2 separate regions of the Homo sapiens genome follow, and region 2 is linked to region 1. Evidence: chromatin contacts called from ENCODE Hi-C or POLR2A ChIA-PET data. All regions are on one chromosome and are shown on one strand. Each heading gives the region's core, a stretch centred on a gene start or an enhancer-like site at or near the end of the contact. The rest is flanking DNA. Distances are from core to core; before and after follow the strand shown.

What was found. A loop is a pair of places that touch in the nucleus more often than their neighbours do. ChIA-PET counts read pairs that join two places held with the same protein, here RNA polymerase II (POLR2A). Pooled maps may share reads with other maps.
Region 2: a map of heart right ventricle shows a loop between it and region 1 (13-fold over the local background). The contact joins two enhancer-like sites. A Hi-C loop is called at or near these places in 106 of 168 maps with a recorded cell type or tissue (A673, B cell, CD4-positive, alpha-beta T cell and 63 more), 37 of 37 single-sample maps with no recorded cell type and 50 of 50 pooled maps. POLR2A ChIA-PET finds 5 or more read pairs at or near these places in 20 of 52 experiments (A673, B cell, BJ and 15 more).

The regions. Positions count from the first base shown.
Region 1 is chr10:114,467,681-114,475,306 of GRCh38, reverse strand. It overlaps ABLIM1 (actin binding LIM protein 1), which reads left to right. Exons shown (of 23, transcript NM_002313.7): 9 at 1,351-1,428; 10 at 2,175-2,330; 11 at 7,091-7,126. Among named protein-coding and RNA genes, the nearest start is that of AFAP1L2, 67 kb to the right of the region's middle. Within about 2 kb of position 2,871, at least 8 of the 41 ENCODE cell types and tissues checked have a DNase peak (open chromatin) inside an H3K27ac peak, as active enhancers do; they include gastrocnemius medialis, heart right ventricle, left ventricle myocardium inferior and 2 more, where a contact is called at or near this core.
Region 2 is chr10:114,546,217-114,553,414 of GRCh38, reverse strand. ABLIM1 (actin binding LIM protein 1) reads left to right here. Exons shown (of 23, transcript NM_002313.7): 5 at 5,639-5,765. Among named protein-coding and RNA genes, the nearest start is that of ABLIM1, 110 kb to the left of the region's middle. Within about 2 kb of position 4,599, at least 6 of the 41 ENCODE cell types and tissues checked have a DNase peak (open chromatin) inside an H3K27ac peak, as active enhancers do; they include gastrocnemius medialis, heart right ventricle, left ventricle myocardium inferior and 2 more, where a contact is called at or near this core.

The sequences.
Region 1 (7,626 bases), core at 1,622-4,121:
TATTTAAGCCAAGACTGAAGGAAGAGAATCATCCAAGTAAAATTGGGAGCTAGGGCATTTCAGGCAGAGGGAGCAGTAAGCGAGGATGAGAACTCCGAGGCAGCTTTGTGCGCTGTGTTCTGTGAGTGATGACAGGTGAGAGACGAGGTAGGAGGGGAAGGCAGGGATAGAATCCTGAGGCCCTGGTTGTTGTGATTTTATTCTGAATGGATGCTTCTGTTAGGTCTGTTCTCATGCCGCTAGTAGACATATACCCAAGACTGGGTAATTTATAAAGGAAAGTGGCTTAATGGACTCCAGTTCCACATGGCTGGGGAGGCCTCACAATCATGGCAGAAGGCAAATAAGAAACAAAGTCATGTCTTACGTGGTGGCAGGCAAGAGAGCTTGTGCAGGGAAACTCCCATTTATAAAATCATCAGTCTCGTGAGACTTATTCACTATCACAAGAATAGTATGGGGGAAACTGCCCCATGATTCAATTATCTCCACCTGGACCTATCCTTGACACGTGGGGATTATTACAATTCAAGGTGAAACGTGGGTGGAGACACAGCCAAACTATATCAATGCTGGAGACAAAAGCAGAGTAGTGACCATCCAAATTATGTTCTTGAAAGGTCTCTCGGCTGAGTGCGGTGGCTCACGCCTGTAATCCCAGCACTTGGGGAGGTGGAGGCGGGCAGATCACGAGGTCAGGAGATCAAGACCATCCTGGCTAACACGGTGAAACCCTGTCTCTACTAAAAATACAAAAAATTAGCCGGGCATGGTGGCAGGTGCCTGTAGTTCTAGCTACTCGGGAGGCTGAGGCAGGAGAAAAGTGTGAACCTGGGAGGCGGAGCTTGCAGTGAGCCAAGATCGCACCACTGCACTCCAGCCTGGGCGACAGAGTGAGACTCCGTCTCAAAAAAAAAAAAAAGGTCTCTCTATCCATTGCCTGCCAGGTGGATTTGATTTGAAGAAGGGAGGGGAGAAGGCAGAAAACTCACAGGGAGGCCATTGCAATAATCTGGATGAATGGAGGTGGTGACTGGGGCTGGGACTACGGCAGTAGAGAGGGAGAGAAATGGGAAGCTTTGAGGTGTGCTCAAAGGTAAACCAGAAATTCTCGTAGGGGACAAGGAGCAGGAAGGGCCAGAGAAAGGCCTCCCCATGCCTTTTCAAAACTGGATCGTACAACTAGTTTGCATTTACCTTTCCTTCTAGGTTGTATTTTACCTTATTCAAAAAGGTGATAAGTGTTTCTTTTTTTCACTAGCTGAGTTTTTAGTAAAGCTTAAGGGCCCAGGACAGTCTAGATTCTGAAGCCAGGGTCCGAAGTCTTACAAGTCACTGTTTATTTTACAGCCTACCAGGACATCCTCGGAAAGTATTTATTCTAGGCCAGGCTCCAGTATTCCTGGCTCACCAGGTCATACTATCTATGTAAGTATCTACTTCTGGAAGTGACATTTCTGGGACAGGTAAATTAGTGGATTGTAATAGCAGAATGGGTAATCCAAAACAAAAACTGATTCAAAGTGATTTCTATTTTTGTTATGAGACCTGATTTTCATTTTTGTAGAACAGTCTCCTCAATCACTTTTACCTTTAGGTAATTACATTTATGTGACCATCAACAGAGTGATCAGACGACCTGTAAAATGTAGTAATATGTTGCGGGACTTAAAAAATTCTTGCACCTAAGACTCCGTCTCAAAAAAAAAAATTCTTGCACCTAAATTGCATATAGATATTTGGGGATTAAATATATATTTTATGAAGCTGATACTGAGTGTTCCTAAATTCTACCACAAAGATATTTAAATATTTAGTTTATTAATTATGCAGTTCTTGTTTTTAGCCATCTGAGAGGATTATTGGACCATCTGTTTGAGCTTTTTCCTTTACTATCATAAATTCAGGAAATTATCCTTAAGGTTTGCACATTTATCTATTTCATGAATTCTACACAGATTTTTTCCTAAGCGTTCAGTGACTTTTTTAAAAAAACATGATTAATATATGGTATAAAGGGCAACTTCTGAAGAGTATAACTGTGTTAGGCAAGATGTTTTGGTTTTTGTTTATTTTAAGGCCTTCACTTTTTAAACAACAGGAAATGCGCCAACTACAGTTTCCTAAAGCAGTCAGACTACAAGGTAATTGTTCTTTCTGGTTAACTTTGCCAGGCAAAAGTAGACAATGAGATCCTGGATTACAAGGATTTAGCAGCCATTCCGAAGGTCAAGGCAATTTATGACATTGAACGTCCAGATCTTATTACCTATGAGCCTTTCTACACTTCGGGCTATGATGACAAACAGGAGAGACAGAGCCTTGGAGAGGTAATACATTCCTACTGGTTGTGAGTTGTACAACAATTTACCTTCCCTTTTGTCACATTTGTAATAACTACCATTTGGAGTTCAGGTAAATCAGGTGGTCTTTTGTCTGCCTAGTATTTGCAGATTTCTAGACCAGGTGCTTTGAGGTATTCAGAAGCCCATCATGAGAAGTGGGAGAACAGAACAATGGCACATCAAACAACAGTGAAGACCAGCTAAACATTAGCATGCTGGGATGGAAGCTGTCGGGAGGTGGGGAGGGGGTGGGGATTGTGTGAGCTGGGCAGAGCAAATAAGGGAGTGAGGGTCTCCTGGGGGTCTTAGTCTAGTGATAAGCTTTAAGTATATTCATGGCATCATGAGGAGAGAGAACACACCCCCTAAATTTTGGTAATTACAGTTTTCAGCAACTTAAGAAAGTTAGCATGTGAAAGAAAAAATAAAGTAGAGCGCATGGGGCAACAGTCTAGCACAGGAGTGTGAGCCAGCATTCTGGAATCAAATTACCTGGTCTCAACCCAGGGATCACCACATGCCGATTGTTTGACTTTGACCATGTGACAGCCATTCTGCTGCTAGTTTCCTGGACCAGGTACAGTGCTCATACCTGTAATCCCAACATTTTGGGAGGCTGAGGGCCGGAGGATTGCTTCAGGCCAGGAGTTGAAGACCACCCTGGACAACATAGTTGAGACCTCATCTATATATATTAAAAAAATAAGAAAAATGGTCCTAGTTTCTTCATCTGTAAAACAGATAGGGTGATGATAGAATCTACCTCATAGGGTGTTAGTGAGGATTAAGCAAGCTAATCTATGTAAAGCAATTATCAGAGGCCAGACTTGGGGGAAATACTGAGCATGTGGCAATTTCTACCATTGTTGCTACCTGTCCTCTTGGGGCTCGTTAATACTCGGCCTGCAGACCCATCTGCTGCGGGACCAGAGCCTCTCAGCCCCTTGGGGTCCTCCCCTCCCCGGTCCCATCTCAGGGTTGAAGGTTCTCTGTGGTCGCTTCCTACCCAAGTCCGTTTCCCCTGGCCAATCGGCTCACTCTCATTTTTTTCTCTTTTATTTTTTGAATTAGAATCATCTGTAGACTGATTTTAGTCCACAAAGATGTTAACAAATAGCTGACAAATCAGCTATTCAACAAAGGTTAAAACAGAATATAAACAATCTAGCATCTCACAGTGCTTTGAGGTCTTGGAGAAGAAAAGGCATGAAAATGTGATTCTGTTTAATTGTTCTCAATTCCAGATGTATAATATTATTTGATAATTATATTTATGTTTATTTTTTATTTTATATATATTGTTCCTTTTATTTATTTACTTTCTAATCTGGGTTTTATTCCAGAGCATAGCTCTGCGTGGAAAAGGTCCCTGTGGCAGGAAGTGATATCCATTTTCATGTAGTGCCACCTAGTGGTCACTTAGCTGTAGCTGCACTTGCGGCCGCTCTCAAGCGCAGGTGCATTGGCCCGGGTTGTCAGTTGCCATTGAACCCCACAGAGTTTCGTAGGGCATAAGAGGCGAGGGGAAGTTCCTGAACAAAGTGCATAGAGATTGGCCTTGGACCCTGTGGATGAGAATTTACTAATGTTTAACCCATACAAGCAAGGGGATGTGAGTTTTTTTAATGGTGTTAAGGATTTGGGGTTCATGGTGTGCAGTGTACGTGTCTGTGTGCGTTTCCCAGCAGCTCCATCAAGGCAGTAAAACATTAAGCACTCAAGAGTTTGGGCTTTGAGGTGAAAATCTCTGCATTTAAAACCAGACTCTGCCAGACATGGTGACTCATGTCCGTAATACCAGCACTTTAGGAGGCCAAGGCCAAGGTGGGTGGATTGCTTGAGACCAAGAGTTTGAGACCAGCCTGGACAACATACCAAAATTCCATCTCTACAGAAAAAAAATACAAAAATTAGCCAGGAATGATGGCACACGCCTGTAGTCCCAGCAACTTGGGAGGCTGAGATGGGAGGATCACTTGAGCCCAGGAGGTTGAGGCTGCATTGAGCCATGATCATGCCATTGTACTCCGGCCTGGGTGATAGAGTGACACCCTGTCTCAAAAACAAAACAAAGCAAACAAAACAAAAACCACCACCACAAAAAAAGAAAAAAAGAAAAACCAGACCGATGCTGACTAACCACATAACTTTGGGGAAATTATATACCTCAATCTCCTTATCTGCAAACTCAAGATAGAGAACAAGAATACCTATGCTAGAAGTTTTCTGTAAAGAGTAAGTGAGCTATTTACATTAGAACAGTACTGGGCACATAATAAGTGCTTAAGAAAAATGCTGGCTACTCTCGTAATCAGCATACTTACTGTCATAACCTGGAATTATGTCCCATGGTTTTCTCTATGCATAGAGGGTGCCCCTGGGATCAGAAATCAGATATATTAGTGAACTCTTTCCCAATACTTGCATCTTGCAACTGAGAGAAATTTACAAGCTGTTCTATTATTTATTCCATTAAAGTTTAACACACTTCTTTTATAGACCTCATATACATATTGCCTTTTTTTTTTTTTTTTTTTTTTGAGGTGGAGTCTCACTCTGTCACCCAGCTGGAGTGTAGTGGTGCAATCTTGGCTCACTGCAACCTCTGCCTCCCAGGTTCAAGCAGTTCTGCTGCCTCAGCTTCCCAAGTAGCTGAGACTACGGGCATGTGCCACCATGCTGGGCTAATTTTTGTATTTTCAGTAGAGTTGGGGTTTCTCCATGTTGGCCAGGCTGGTCGTGAACTCCTGACCTCAAGTGATCCACCCGCCTTGGCCTCACAAGGTGCTGGGATTACAGGTGTGAGCCACCGCACCTGGCCTTTATACATATTGCCATTTAAGAAACACTGCAAGAGTCAGATTAGTTCTGTGCAGCCATTGGTGCCTCCAGGGCCTTGCTGTCAGTGCAGGTGCAGACCTGGGCCCTGACCTTGAGACCAGCCTTCACCCAGCTGAGACCCCCTAGAGACAGGCTGTAGCTGCAGAGGAGACCCTGGAGCTTGTGAAGGCTTAGAATACAGACAGTCCGCCCACTTACTATAGAATGTGGGGAAAAGGGCAAATTCTAAAACTGAGAAGTCCACCCCTGGCTGTGTTCTCCATAGCTCTGTTTGAATTTCATTTCTATTTGAAAGCTTTTTGCATTTTAATTGTAAACATTTTATTCATCTGGAAAATACTTGAGCAACTACTGTGTCCCAGGAGCTGCTGTCATCACTGGGAATATGTAGTTGTAAACAAACAGTCCTTGCCCTCATGGAGCTTGTGGCATCACGTGGGAGACAGACAGTAAAGAAACAGATATGTAATATAATTTTACAGAGTGGTAGGGCTCTGAGGAGAAATGAAGCAGAGTAAAGAGAAAGCGTACCAGGGGCTGGGTTGCTCCTCTGGACAGAATGGTCACGGAGATGCTGTGTGACAGTGGGTTTGAGCAGAGACATCAGCGCTGACAGGGAATGAGCCCTGCAGGTGTCTGGGTGAAAAGCACTGGCAGCAGAAGAGACAGCAAGTGCAAAGGCCCTGAGGTGACAGAAAGCTTGGCCTGTTGATGGCCCCAAGGAAGCCTGTGTGCCTAGGAGGATGGAAGCCAGAGGTGAATGATAGTGAGATTGGCGAGGTGAATGATAGTGAGATTGGCGATGCAGCCAAGGCAGGATGCCCCATGCCTGGTCACCAAAGTCCTATTTTAGTTATCAAACTATTTTATGGTGATTGCTGTGGTTGTAATTTAGTCAACAACCATGTGAACAAGATCCTATGTTTCAGTAGATGCTGTAACTCATCATAGTAAAATGAGCGTAGTTTGAATATATAAGGGAAATGGTTCCAACTTGTCTAGCTTAATCACCTAAGTATGTATCACAATCATATCTAGTCATGGTTCTTTTTTTTTTTTTTTTTTTTTTGAGACAGAGTCTCGCTCTGTCTCCCAGGCTGGAGTGCAGTGGCGTGATCTCGGCTCACTGCAAGCTTCGCCTTCCGGGTTCACGCCATTCTCCTGCCTCAGCCTCCCAAGTAGCTGGGACTACAGGCGCCCGCCACCGCGCCTGGCTAATTTTTTGTAGTTTTTAGTAGAGACGGGGTTTCACCATGTTAGCCAGGATGGTCTCGATCTCCTGACCTTGTGGTCCGCCAGCCTCAGCCTCCCAAAGTGCTGGGATTACAGACGTGAGCCACCGCACCCGGCCTATTCATGGTTCTTAGGCAGAGATGTGCACCAGAATCTCCCCGGAACTTTGTCAGAGTCTACCTGTCTGAGCCCCATGGCAGATGCATTTGTACCTGATCAGAAGACAGGGAGATGTGGAGGGATGCTGGCAGGTACATGTTGGCTAATATTTACAGCTGACTCTGATAAACAACTCTAATTAAAACTGGCAAAGAGGCCAGGCGCGGTGGCTCACGCCTGTAATCCCAAAACTTTGGGAGGCTAAGGGGGGCGGATCATGAGGTCAGAAGATAGAGACCATCCTGACTAACGCAGTGAAACCCCATCTCTACTAAAAATACAAAAAAAGTAGCTGGGGGTGGTGGCGGCGCCTGTAGTCCCAGCTACTTGGGAGGCTGAGGCAGGAGAATCGCTTGAACCTGGGAGGCGGAGATTGCAGTAAACCGAGATTGCGCCACTGCACTCCAGCCTGGGCGACAGAGCGAGACTCCATCTCAAACAAACAAACAAACAAACAAAACGGCAAAGAGTTAACAAACATTGTGACTTTAAATTCTCTTTTATTTTTCTAGTCTCCGAGGACTTTGTCTCCTACTCCATCAGCAGAAGTAAGTACCATTTCTTTTTATCATTTTAATGGGTGGAATTTGAGAATTGCTTGGCCCTTCCCTAGACTGGGATTTTTGAAAAAGAACATAACATACAAAAGAACAGAAAAACTGCATGTGGGGTTATGGTGGCTTTGGGGATTACCTCCGTGAAAGAGGAGACTCTAAGACACAGCAATATATTTCTCTTAAATTGGAGACCAGGGAGTAAAAATGGCCTCACTTTAATCTGTGTCTGTGCCTGTAAGTGGAAGCAAAGTGTCTGCAGGAACATAAGTCACTTGTCCCAATGTGGGGCTCTTTGTCCGCATCTATAATTAATTTTTCTGAACCCTAATATACTGAAATGGCCAACAGCCATCATGGCGTATTCTATAAGCAGAGCCATCTTGATGGGAGGTTACTCTGTTTAGTCTGAAATCAATCATCTGATCCTAAAACCAAGCAACTTTCTGGATATTATGAAACTGGACTACTTTTAGGGAATCTCTGTAATTCAA
Region 2 (7,198 bases), core at 3,350-5,849, 76 kb before region 1:
TGGGATACTTCTCCCCATCGTTCTCACCTCGGAGGTTTTAGCCAAAAATTCCAAGACACTAAGAAAAGTCCCATTCTGTATTCTGGAAGTTTTGATCCTGGCTAGGTAGTTGCTCTGAATGGAAATTACTACCTTTGTAAATGACTCTACACATTCGAAGCATGCAGGCCTGGGAAGGTAGCGGTGGCTGGGAGTTTAGCTAGCACATGGTTCTCTTTTTTTATAGCTAGCCCCATGTCCTCAGCCTTCTTTTCCAGAGAGGCGTCTTCACAGAGTAAGACATCTTTGGGGCCCTTATTCATCTCAAATGAGAATTCCAGGAAGGCGGAAATAGTTCTCAAGGAGAACATAGGTGCCCAGGCTGAGAGAAGCTTAATTGCTGCCCAGGAGATGACTTCTCTCTTAACTTTCTATCCCCTAACAGTGGTCTTTATTTTCAAGTTGTGTCTTTGCTTCTTTCATAGCTCTGGGATGTCTGAGCACTGAAGTGCTTGTAAAGAACCCAAGACCTAACTCTGCTCCTAACCAAGGAAAAAGGGAGTCTATTGAGTGGCTCACATGTACCAAGCATTGTATTATGCAAAACACTTTACCATGCATGATCTCTTCTCTTTTTTCCTGAAAGCAACGTGTCCCCTTCTTCAACTTACTTTTGCAGCCCAAGTGTCCATAGCCCTATGCTAAAATATATAAATAAACAAATAAAATATATTAAGAGTGACAGGCAATATCCCTATTGTCAAGGATATTAATTGCCTTTGAACAAAATGATATCAATTTGGAAGCGGCTATGTAGATGGATGTTAATTTAACCTGGACGTGAGTAGCCAAATCCCTGCTTTTTTCTGGCTTTTGATGCCAAGAGTGAAGGGCTCAGGGTCAAGTGTTTAAGGTCAGGCTTTTCTCTTTTTTTTTTTTTTTTTCCATGTTAGGTCATTATTTTTCCTGGGTAGGACACTGGCAAGTTCCTCATGGGTTTTATTTCCTCGATGCCACTGCATATTCACCTACTTCTGACGTTGGCAATAATTCCAATGCCAATCACCAGCTTTCTATATTTATCAGCAGCTGCTTCAGTGATTTGGAAACAATTTTCTCAACAGCTGAAAAACATGAAGATACAGAGTAGGACATTTTGTTCTTTATGAAAGAGCTTAGTTGGAGTGAGCGTGGAAGGAGTGAGCAATCCAGCATGAATCTTTTGTCTCTGCATCTTTTCCACTCTCTCCAGCACAGTGTCAGGCTTGAGTGAAGACCATGGCTTTGTCCAGACAGGAGTGGGTAGGCTCTGTGAAATATACCAGAATACTTCGGGTCAGGATTCTCACGTGGGCTGGTATTCCCTTATCTAGGAGGTGCTCTTTGTTGATTTGCTTGATGTGTATCATAGGGATTGGCAGGAAGGAGGCCTAACCTTAGCCTTTATTTGCAGCCCAACCTTACCAGCTGGCTGGTAAGCATTCAGTGAATATTTTTCTATAAAACATGTAGAGTGGCTGTCCCCCATGAGGCACCGTGCAGGGCATGGAGGAGCTCAATGGTATAGATACCACCTGTGAAGTCAGAGAGCTTCCAGTCTGCAAGGCACTTTGACTAGAATGATTGTGAAAACTAAATGGTACCATGTTTACAAAGCCCTCACGTGGTACCTGATTCTAGAAAGCCCTCAGTGCAGAATGATCATAGTGGTGAGGCAGGAAAATAGGGTCTAGAGACTGGGAGCCTAAGGCGAATCTGAAGTTGACTTCTTAGAATTAAATCAAAAGGAAAACTTCAGCCTCTGGTTGGTCATGGGCCAATCTTTCACTTCAGTCTCTGATTGTTTGCAGGTCAAGTTTCCACTTCAGCCTCTGATTGGCCCTGGGCCAGTCCTTCATTTATATAGAGTGTAACTCCACTTCAGCCTCTGATTGGCCATGGGCCAGTCCTTCATTTGTATAGAGTGTAACTCCGCTTCAGCCTCTGATTGGCCGTGGGCCAGTCCTTCATTTGTATAGAGTGTAACTCCGCTTCAGCCTCTGATTGGCTGCAGGCCAAGCCCTCAAGACTTTCTATCCCCTAACAGTGGTCTTTATTTTCAAATTGTGTCTTTGCTTATTTCATAGCTCTGGGATGTCTGGGCACTGAGGTGGTTGTAAAGAGCCCAAGACCTAACTGCTCCTAACCGAGGAAAAAGGGAGTCTATTGAGTGGCTCACATGTACCAAGCATTGTATTATGCAAAACACTTTACAGTGCATGATCTCTTTTCTTCCTGATAGCAGCCTAGGCAATGGCTGTTGTCCGCATTTTACAGATGAAGAAATGAGGGTTCGGAGAGAGTAACTTGCCCGAGTCTTCCTGACACCAATGCCCATGCTGCTCCTACCTTCCCCACACCATCCACCTCCCTGGACCTCACTTTTGGTGCAGCAGAGAGACTGCAAACAGCTCTGTCAACCTCCCTGAGCCCATCCATTGTCATTTGTAGAAATGAAAAGCCATCTCTGAAAGTTGATTTTCTCTTTTAAAAATTCTATTGAACAGCATCTTCCTTATTATTAAAATCTTTGCTGCCACCTAGTGGGAATTATGTAATTAGAAGAATAAAGAAAAATTTCAGTTAGACTTGGATTAAAAAATTGTCCATTTCATCCTGGAAAAGGCAAAACTATGTAGACAGTGAAAAGATCAGTGGTTTCCAGGAGTTAGGAGGAGGGAGGGATGAATAGATGGGGTACAGAGAGTTTTTAGGGTAGTGACACTACTCTGTATGATACTATAAGAGCGGGTACATGTCATTACTACCTTTGTCCAAACTCAGAATGTCCAACATCAAGACTGAACCCTAATGTAAGCTGTGGACTCTGGGCTATCATGATGTGTCAGTGTCAGTTCATCAATTATAACAATGGTTCCACTCTGGTGGGGGATGTTGCTAATGGGGGAGGCTGTGCACGGGGAGGGACTGGGGTTGTATCAGAAATCTCCGTACCTTCTGCTCAATTTTGCTGTGAACCTACACCTGCTCTAAAAGTAGTCTTTTTTTTAAAAAAAACTATCAGTTTTCTTACATCCATACTGTGCTCCTAAACTTTAAAAATTATATTTTTAAACTAATATCGTGGCCTTCCATTTTTATCTTTATAGTAAACTACCAGATGTGAGATTCCTTTTATAAAAATTTTGGTCAGATGTTGGAATTCATATAAACCCCAGCTTTTAAAAAAATGCTTAATCTTTTATGACCATCTAATATACACTCATATGCATATGACCATCTAATACACACTCATATGTGTACTAGATAATGGGCCATACATTAAGAAATTCTAATTTGCAATATTCAGAACTTATATTTTTAAATTTTATAAATAGTCAAATTTTTTACATTATCATGGTTTAAAAATTCAAACAACACAGAGGATGTGAAGTTAAACAGTAAAGTCCTCCTCCAGAGAGGGAAGTTTCTTAAGAATTTTTAATGTTTTCCCCCAGAAATGTTCTATTCTGGGACTAGGACACACACACCATTTTCTTTACTACTTTTTTATGAATGAGCTTATGCTATGCTTACTGTTCTATGGCCTGCTTTTTTTACTTGATCTATTTTGAACATCTTTCCATGCCAGAGCACAAATCTGCCTCGTTCTTTTGAACAGCCCATAGTATTCCATTATCAACTATACTATAATTTATTTAACTGGCCCTTCACTGATGGTCCATATAGCCTATTTCCAGTTTTTGTTATTAGAGAAATGCTGTAGGGAACATATGCATGCACATATGTGCTTTTGCAAATATATTTGTAGAATAAAATCTTAGACATAAAATAATTACTGGATCTCAAGGTTATGTGAACACCCACTGTCCAAGATCGCCAGAAATACACCTGTCATTAAAAAAAAAGAAAAAGAACGGGTTAAACTAGCTGCAGCAAGAGGGAAGCCAGAGGAACTGTGAGCCCACTCTGGGTGCAGTTTGGAGGAGTTTTCACAGCATTTGGGCTTATGCTGGGTAATTTTATTTATTTATTTAATTACTTTATTTATTGAGACGGAGCTTCGTTCTTGTTGCCCAGGCTGGAGTGCAATGGCATGATCTCAGCTCACTGCACCTCTGCCTCCCAGGTTCAAGCAATTCTCCTGCCTCAGCCTCCTGAGTAGCTGGGATTACAGGCGTGCACCACCATGCCCGGCTAATTTTTTGTATTTTGTAGAGACAGGGTTTCACCACATTAGTCAGGCTGGTCTTGAACTCATGACCTCAGGTGATCCATCCGCCTCGGCCTCCCAAAGTTCTGGGATTACAGGTGTGTGCCACCGCACCCAGCCCACGTGCTAGGTAATTTTAAAGAGGATTCAAAGGATTAGAAGCAGTTCTAGGTTAAGTGTTGTCAAGAAGCAGGACCAGGTCAGCGATTGGGTCTCAAGGTTTTCTGGATGGTCAGAGAATTAAAGTTGGGCTAGAAGCGTCATTAGGAAAAAGCAGTGGCAGTCACGGATGTGGTCAGAAGAGGGGGTTGTTTCATCACTTTGTGTACCAAGTGGACTCTGTCTTGGTCCAAACCTGGCCACTAAGTGGACTTGCCAGGACATGGCTTTATTCTGTGTGTGTTCTGTCTGATCAGCTTGGAACACGTGGCCAACTTGACACGTGCTTGCTTTCATTCTCTCAGGTACATTGATGTGGAATGTCTGTAGTTGTTGAAGTTGCTTTCCAGAAAGGTTGCACCAATTTACAGTCTTCTGGTTTCTTTTTAATACCCAACTTCCCTAACAGAATGAAGCAGTCGATAATCAGATTAATTATGGCAATTGTAATAACAGCAAATGTTTCTAGTCACTTCCAATGTGCCATCTACTGCTAAATCTATTAAATGCACTGAATCCTCATCAGAGGGCTGAGACCAGGTGCTGATAACATTCCCACTTCCCTAAGAAGAAACCCAGGCTTCAAAAGGGTGTAACTTGCTTTGATCACATAGCTAGCCAACGAGGAGTTAGCTGGGGTTCCTCACTGGGATGTCTTATTCCAGGCCCACACTCTTTACCATGAAGAAATAATTTCTCCTTTATTGTCCTTCCAGGAGCCTGCCAAGGAGAATTGAGAGCTAAGGAATTAAGAGCCACTTAATTGATGATCACAAATCTTTGAAAGGCTGGTTTGGATTGATAAGGAAGTAGGGTCCCATTTACAAAAATGAGATTTACGGGCAGCCTCCAGGAGTAATCACGTATATAGTGTTAGGCGAGGCATCAGCATAAAGTGCTGAGTTGTTCACAGTGCCCTCAATTAATAAATGCCTATGCGCACTTTCTTAAAATCACAGCCAAGACACTATAATTAAATATTCTCTGGGCGATCTGTAGCTCAGAGGATACATTAAAAAACCCCCAAGTAAGCAGATGGGTGAAGGACATCCGTCCCCGTAGATCCACGGAGGTTCATGAAGCTTCCGTTCTGTGTCCTTCCGAGGACGCAGCCTGTGAGCCTTCACCAAGAAAGATTTTGTGCAGGGAAAGAAACTGACCCGAGATGGTGCTTGAGTAAATATTGATTGAGTGTGTGATGGGCACACAGTGGGGTTGAAATTGGGCTGCCTGCTTGGATTTAGCAAAGGAAATGTGTAGTAACCACTGGCGGCTGCTCTTTTTCAGATTGTGCCGGCTGCGGAAGAGATATCAAGAATGGGCAGGCGCTGCTGGCGCTGGATAAGCAGTGGCACTTGGGGTGCTTTAAATGCAAGTCCTGCGGGAAGGTCCTCACCGGGGAGTACATCAGCAAGTAAGGCTGGGCGCGGGCACGCGTTCCTTTCAGTGGGCACCGGGCGTTGTGGTTCTTCTGCAGGTCCTGGTCTCAGGGGCCCCACCCCATCAATGGTGCTGAAATTGTTCACATCCTGCCATCATAATGAACTTGTTGCTATAAAACTTTTGAAAAGAATTGTATTCTTTTGCCTTGGCTACTATAAACCTAATGATATGTTAATCATTGCCTAATTTAACAATTAATGAAGCTGACACTGTTACACTGTATGTCATTACCAATTAAGCATTTAATAATTTCCCTGTTGCTGTTCATTCTCCTATGAGGAACTAGTAAGCCTTTGTTCTCCTTCCAGGGCTGGAGTACATTCATAGACGCTCCCCAAAAACACACAAAGCCTAGGTTGTGGGCCTTTTAGGACTGCACAAAACAGCCTGCCAGGAAATGGGCTCATGTTCAATAATAGTGGATAATAGCTACAGTTAAGGAAGTGAGGCTTTTTTTTTTTTAAATGTAGCCTGGCAATGAGGGGAAATTTTCCACCGTATACCTTTTCATGCCTTAAAAAAAATTTTCCTGCTGGGCGTGGTGGCTCACACCTGTAATCTCAACACTTGGGAGGCCAAGGTGGGAGGATCACTTGAGTTCAGGAGTTCGAGACCAGCCTGAGCAACATAGCAAGACCTCATCTCTACTAATATAAATAAATAAATAAGCAAGCAAGCCAGGCATGGTGGCACATGCCTGTAGTCCCAGCTACTTGTGAGTCTGAGGTGGGAGGATCACTTGAGCCCAGGAGATCAAGGCTGCAGTGAACTATTATCGCACCACTGCACTCCAGCCAGGGCAACTGAGTAAGACCTTGTCTCAAAAAATAAACAAATAAATTCATTCATTAATTCATGCATTTCCCCAACCACATGAAATCACCTATTCGAAAATATTAATGAATGTAGTTTAAAAATATAGTGAAACAAACAAGCAAACAAAAGGTTGCTTGGGCCCCACCCACTAGAAATCTAATTCTACAGGCCCAGGGTAAGGCTGAAACACCTGCACTGAAAGGGCAAGAAGGCTGGGTGCGGTGGCTCATGCCTGTAATCCCAGTACTTTGGGAGGCCGAGGCAGTCGGATCACCTGAGGTTGAGAGTTCGAGACCAGCCTGGCCAATATGGTGAAACCTCATCTGTACTAAAAATACAAAAACTGAGCCGGGCATGGTGGTGGGCACCTGCAACCCCAGCTACTTGGGAGGCTGAGACAGGAGAATTGCTTGAACCTGGGAGGCGGAGGTTGCAGTGAGCCCAGATCGCACCACTGTACTCCAGCCTGGAGACAGAGCAAGACTCTGTCTCAAAAAAAAAAAAAAAGAAAGAAAAGAAAAGGCAAGAAGCTCTTCAGGTGACCATTATGGACAAAATAAGACAGGTGCCTGGCTTCTAACGGAACAT